Linked DNA regions of Mus musculus: region 1 is linked to region 2. Evidence: chromatin loops called from intact Hi-C (ENCODE). Cell type or tissue: left cerebral cortex. All regions are shown on one strand.

Evidence for each region. Hi-C counts contacts between places; a loop is a spot of excess contacts. Peaks named below come from ENCODE experiments on the same cell type or tissue, not always from the same donor. Only the 100,000 strongest peaks of a DNase experiment are listed, where the experiment ranks them.
Region 1: a loop joins it to region 2, with 15 times the contacts of the local background. A loop is called at or near these places in 2 of 42 quality-filtered maps.

The regions. Positions count from the first base shown.
Region 1 is chr11:74,873,538-74,876,037 of GRCm38, reverse strand. The region is part of intron 2 of Sgsm2 (small G protein signaling modulator 2); the gene reads left to right. Among named protein-coding and RNA genes, the nearest start is that of Mir6926, 6.6 kb to the right of the region's middle. In left cerebral cortex, no CTCF peak of the experiment used is centred here; a DNase peak (open chromatin) is centred at 1,180; H3K27ac peaks cover 521 bases.
Region 2 is chr11:75,167,946-75,170,445 of GRCm38, reverse strand. It overlaps Hic1 (hypermethylated in cancer 1), which reads left to right and starts at 191. Exons shown (of 2, transcript NM_010430.2): 1 at 191-1,443. The coding sequence starts at 927. In left cerebral cortex, a CTCF peak has its summit at 1,212 (motif pointing right); DNase peaks (open chromatin) are centred at 670 and 1,205; H3K4me3 peaks cover 2,500 bases; H3K27ac peaks cover 1,018 bases.

The DNA of each region.
Region 1 (2,500 bases), 290 kb after region 2:
AGGTATGTATATTAGTTGGGTCAAGAGTCTAAAAGTTACCTCAAATAATCCAAAAATAAAGCTGGCCATGGTGGCTCACACCTTTAATCCCAGCACTCAGGAGGCAGAGGCAGGTGCATCTCTCTGAGTTCAAAGCCAGCCTGGTCCACAGAGTGAATTCCAGGACAGCTAGCTAGGATAACACAGAGAACCCTTATCTCAATCAATCAATTAAAAAAAAAACCTATCTTAATAAATAAAAACTAGTTACATGTGGTTTAGCTGAAATAAAATTCAACTGATACCTGTTAGCTATTTTAAATTGAGCAGTAGGTCTATGGGAGAGCCTTACTTTTGTGTATGCTTGAAATCTCCCTCAACCAAATGAGTTTTAAGGAGAAGGATAAGCTGGGACATGCAGCTCTCAGGGGCTGTCTTGATCCAAAAGTTTGTGCTACACAGATTGGTTGCTGGCCTCTGGGGTCTACCCAGGAACGGAGTCTAGAGGAACAGGGACATTGTAGAGTAGTATCACAGCCACAGTCATCTGACAGGGCACATGGTGACCAAAGACTCTAGGAGATAGTGGGACTCTTGCCACTGCGGAAATGTGGTCAGCTTTTGCACAGAGGAAGGCTGTGTCTCTTGTCACATTGTCCCTTTAGGGCAAGGCAAATGAGCGCCTGTGGCCTGGTTCTCATTTCTCACCTCTATTCCAGAAAGCCAGACCAATTCTTTCTCCTCCTCAGCAAATCTATAGGGGAATGTTGTTGTCTTATCTGGGGAGTTGAGCAAAGCTGAGGGCCCCAGAGTTGAAGTAAAGTCAGTATCACCTTGTAGGATGAGAGAAAATGTGTCCCAAACAGAGGGAGGATGTCCACTGTGAGTGCAGGCTGTCATTACCAAACCCAGGGCAGAAATGGGTAATCAGAGATCTGAGGTGTGGAAAGAGAGGGAGCTGGGGGAAGAGAGGCCCGTGGTGCCTGAGGGCAGCCTTTCTGCGGCTCCTGCTCCACCTGCAGCCAAGCTCCAACTTGTGGCAGTTTCAGAGTTCCACTGGGAGCTTGCTCCACTCCTTCCATCCCCTCCCCTGCCAGCCAGCCAGCTCCGCCTGTCTCCACTGTCACCAGCCTGGACCAGTACAGCAAAACTCTGCTCTGGGTGTTGCCCCCACAGCTCCAGGACCAGGTTGTGGATGACTGCTCCACCCACACTCTCCTCCCTCAGGTTCTCCATGGCAACTACAACCCAACTCCCCCACTGCACAGATGGCATTGGGGAGAAAGGTGAAACTGAGCCAGAGGTAGTGTGCCTGCTTCTCTCCACGCTTACCTTCCTCAACTCCTCTTGGTCCTTAGGCCAGCTTCCTGCGGTGCTGTGCTAATTGTGAGTGCTGGATCCCTCTCCTAGCACAACTGGGTAGTCCTCTGAAGGCCATTTAGTAAGTGCCACAGTTGCCAGGACTTTTAATTGCTGAGCAGAGATGGAAATACAAATGTATATGCGCCTGAGTCACAAGGTGGACTCATCTCATAGACCTTCCTGACGTCTTCCCTGTTTCTGAGGGCCCTTCCCAACCACTGTATTAGCTTCCGTCCATTTTTGTGAGTGCCTGAGACTCAGGCTTGTCATAGCACGTAGAACTGTTTCTCTCCCTGCCAGGCTCAGGTTACCTGCTGCAGATTTTAGCAGGTACTGGCTAAGCGTGAGGATGGAAACCATTTGCTGCAGGAGCTGGGGAGAGAGTGGGTAGGTGCTACGGCCAGAGCAAGCATCTGGGGTTGATTCTCCCCAAGACTGGAGAGGGTCTCCAGCATCACCTCACCCTGGGAACCGTTGGTGGTCACCTACTCTATTGTTAGTATCATCTTGAGCTGGTAACTTATTTACCTGCTTCTGAAATCAAAGCTATATGAAAGTAGCACCCCTTTCCCTGCAGCATTCACGCCCCCCCTCCCCAACACACAGCACCTTTGCGTGGGTACCCAGTTAGAGGGTTGGTTATGTCACTAGTTTTGGTTGTGAGCCCAGCTTTTAATGGCTGAGGCATCTCTCTAGCCTATTGTTACTGTTTTTAAAACCCAATAAAGATGTGAGTAAACATGGCGGCACACACCTGTCATCTCAGTACTCCGGAGGGAGAAGCAGAGGGTTAGAAGCTTAGAGATCTCTAGGCCACATGAGAGCCTGTCTCGGGCCCATGCTGCCTCCTTTATTTTAAAATGATTCACACAGAGACTCACTGTGTAGCCCAGGAGTACCAGACTTTACAGGCATAAGCCACCACACCTGGCTCTGCCCACTCTTTGTAAGCAGAAGGTGCCATGCAGTGACACCATCCTGTACCTTGCTTTTTTAAGTTTCCCCTGTTGGTTCCTAGAGAGCATCTCATTGTTTCTTAGAGCTGAATGCTACTCTCCTGTGTGAACAAACCATATTTATTTGGCCTGACCCCTGCTGATGGACACATGGGTGGTTTCTAGTTCTTTACTAGTATAACTAATTGTGCACTTACACCACT
Region 2 (2,500 bases):
CCATAGTAACTCTGAGCCCCAGCCTCTCCGGCTTGGCCACGGAGGATGGCGCAGCCAATAAGAAGCTGTGGGCGGTTTGGGGGGACCCCCCCTATAGCGTGGGCGGGGGTCAGGAGGTGCGGGGAAGAGGCGGAGCGTGGGCCACGGAGGCGCGGTGCTTGCAACGGTGCTTATGCCTCCGCCCCGCTATGCAGGGACATTTCCGGTGAGCACCCAAGAGCTGGTGCACGCTCCCCTCCCTCCTAAAAGAGGAGTCACCAACATGAATGAGCTCTCCCTTGTGTGGCGTGTAGGATCTTTTTTTGAGGGGGTCTCAAGCCGCCCGTTCTCGTGATATCTCTCGAATGGTGTATTGGGGGGGGGCAAACTAAGATCCCTCAAAACTGCTTAGATGGGGGATTGGGGACTTGAGGGGCACGTCGCAAGGGGGCTCTGTCCAGCTATTTCCAATGGAGGGCTCTAGGGTCCTTCTGGAGACCCGCAAGTTCGGGGAGGGCTCTTTGGTAGGACCTCTACCCCGTTTCACGTAGTAGCCTCCGCAGTAGCCCAAGAAGTTGGGACTCCGGGAGGGGGTGGGCGGTCTGTGTAAACATGGCGCGCCCTTGTCACTGCTTGGACAGAGTTTGAGTGTGGACGGTTTATGATGTGCATACTGATAACATGTGTCTGAGGGAGAGTTGGAATGTGTCTCTCTCCACTGAGTCCAAGTGAATAATGGTGTTCAGAAATGTCTAATAAAAGCCGCCCCGCTCCTGCTCCGAACGTATGTACCTTCATCTCACTTAGGATTTCTAAGCTCGCCCTCTCACAGAATACTGTTCGTAGTGTTCCACCCCAACCCCTTTTCTAAGATAGGGTCTCAGGTAGTAGAGGCTGACCTTGAACTCCTGGTCCTCTTGCTTCCAACTCCTGGGTGCTATGCTAGGATGATTACAAGAATGCGCCACCATCCCTGGCTTAAGAGTTCCTCATTTGAAGACAGAACCTTCCCCTCCCCCCCCCCGAATTGGCGCGATATAACATATAAATATGTACTCGGGAGCACTCAGCACAAAACCCCCAGGTTTATGGGACTCCCAGGTCCGATATCTGAGTCTCCAGGTGGGCACATCTGGAAGCGCGCGAACCTGCAAGATCTGCTCAGCTCCGCATCTGCAAGCCTCTTGGCCCAGGTGTGCGCCAGAGGTCGCAGCCCAGCCGCACACAGTCCCCGCGTGGCCGCGAGGTGGCGCCATGGCCGCGGCAGCGTCTGCCGGTTCGGGCCGCTCCAGATAAGAGTGTGCGGAAAGCGCGGAGGGGCTGAGACGCGACCAGGACGCGGGGAGGACGGACCGGCAAGACAGACCGACCGGGGGCCCGGCGGGCGGAGGGCAGCGCACTGCAGCCACGTCCCCCCCTGGATCCGCCGGCAGCCGGGCCCGGGGCTTCCGACATGCCCCCCAGGTGGGTCCTCGAGTTGGCGACAGGGAAGGGCAAGGGACCCGGGACAATCTGGTCCTCGTGCGCCGGCTACCTCGGGAGCATCCTCAGGCGTGGGCGCCCGGGTCGCGGCTGGCGTTTGGGGCTCTAAGTGTCTTCCCTAGAGGACTCGGGACGGCTGGGCCGCTGCTCGGCGCCGGGTTCACGGCGGGGTCAGCGGCCCGGGGCCGGCTCTGCCCGCACATGGGCTGGGGAGGAGAGGGGAAGGCAAGGGGAGCCGGCGGGCGGGGCTGGCAGGGGCGCTGCCCTGGCACAGCTCGGCGCCTGGCAGCGGGGCGGGTGGGGCGCAGGCTAGGAGCTGCCACCGCCTCAGGGAGGGAAGCCGGGCTGGGCGGCCGCCGCAGGTAACGGGCCGGCGAGGCCCTGCGGGCCAGGCGGGGAACAGGGGCGGGCGTGCTCGCCGGAGGGCAGGGCGGCTTTAGATTTGGTGTGGGTCCCCACTGCCACCAGGCTGCTGAAATTGGGGGCCCAGAGGAGGAACTGGGGGCCAGGGAGGGGGGCTGGGGCCGGCGCGCTCCTCCCGCCCTGTCTGAAGTTGGGAAAGTTTTCCCCGAAGTTTGAGGCGGCAGAGTTTCGGGGGAGACGGGGCGGAGGGGAGCTGGGGAAGAGATGTGGAGCCGAGGCCCCGGCTGGGTCCAGAACGCGGGTGGGGCGCAGGCCAGGGTCAGGGCCGCAGCCGGCTGTGCGCCGTGCCCGCCCGGGGCGCTGCCCCCTCCCTCCCCTGGGAGCTGCGTGGCTCCCCCCTCCCCCCCACCTGCTTCCTGCCTCAGCCTCCTGCCCCGATATAACGCCCTCCCCGCGCCGGGGCCCGGCCTTCGCGCTCTGCCCGCCACCGCAGCCACTGTCTCCGCTCCCCGGGCCGGGCCGGCCGGCCCTAACGAAGGCCTGACAGCCCCGGGCCAGGGCGGTGCCTCGATGGGCATCTTGCTCCCGTCTTCCTTATCACTTCCCCTAACCGGGGCAACTTCTTTCGAGGCGGGAGGCGCTTCTAACTCGGCTCCTTGTCTCCCCACTTGGGCAA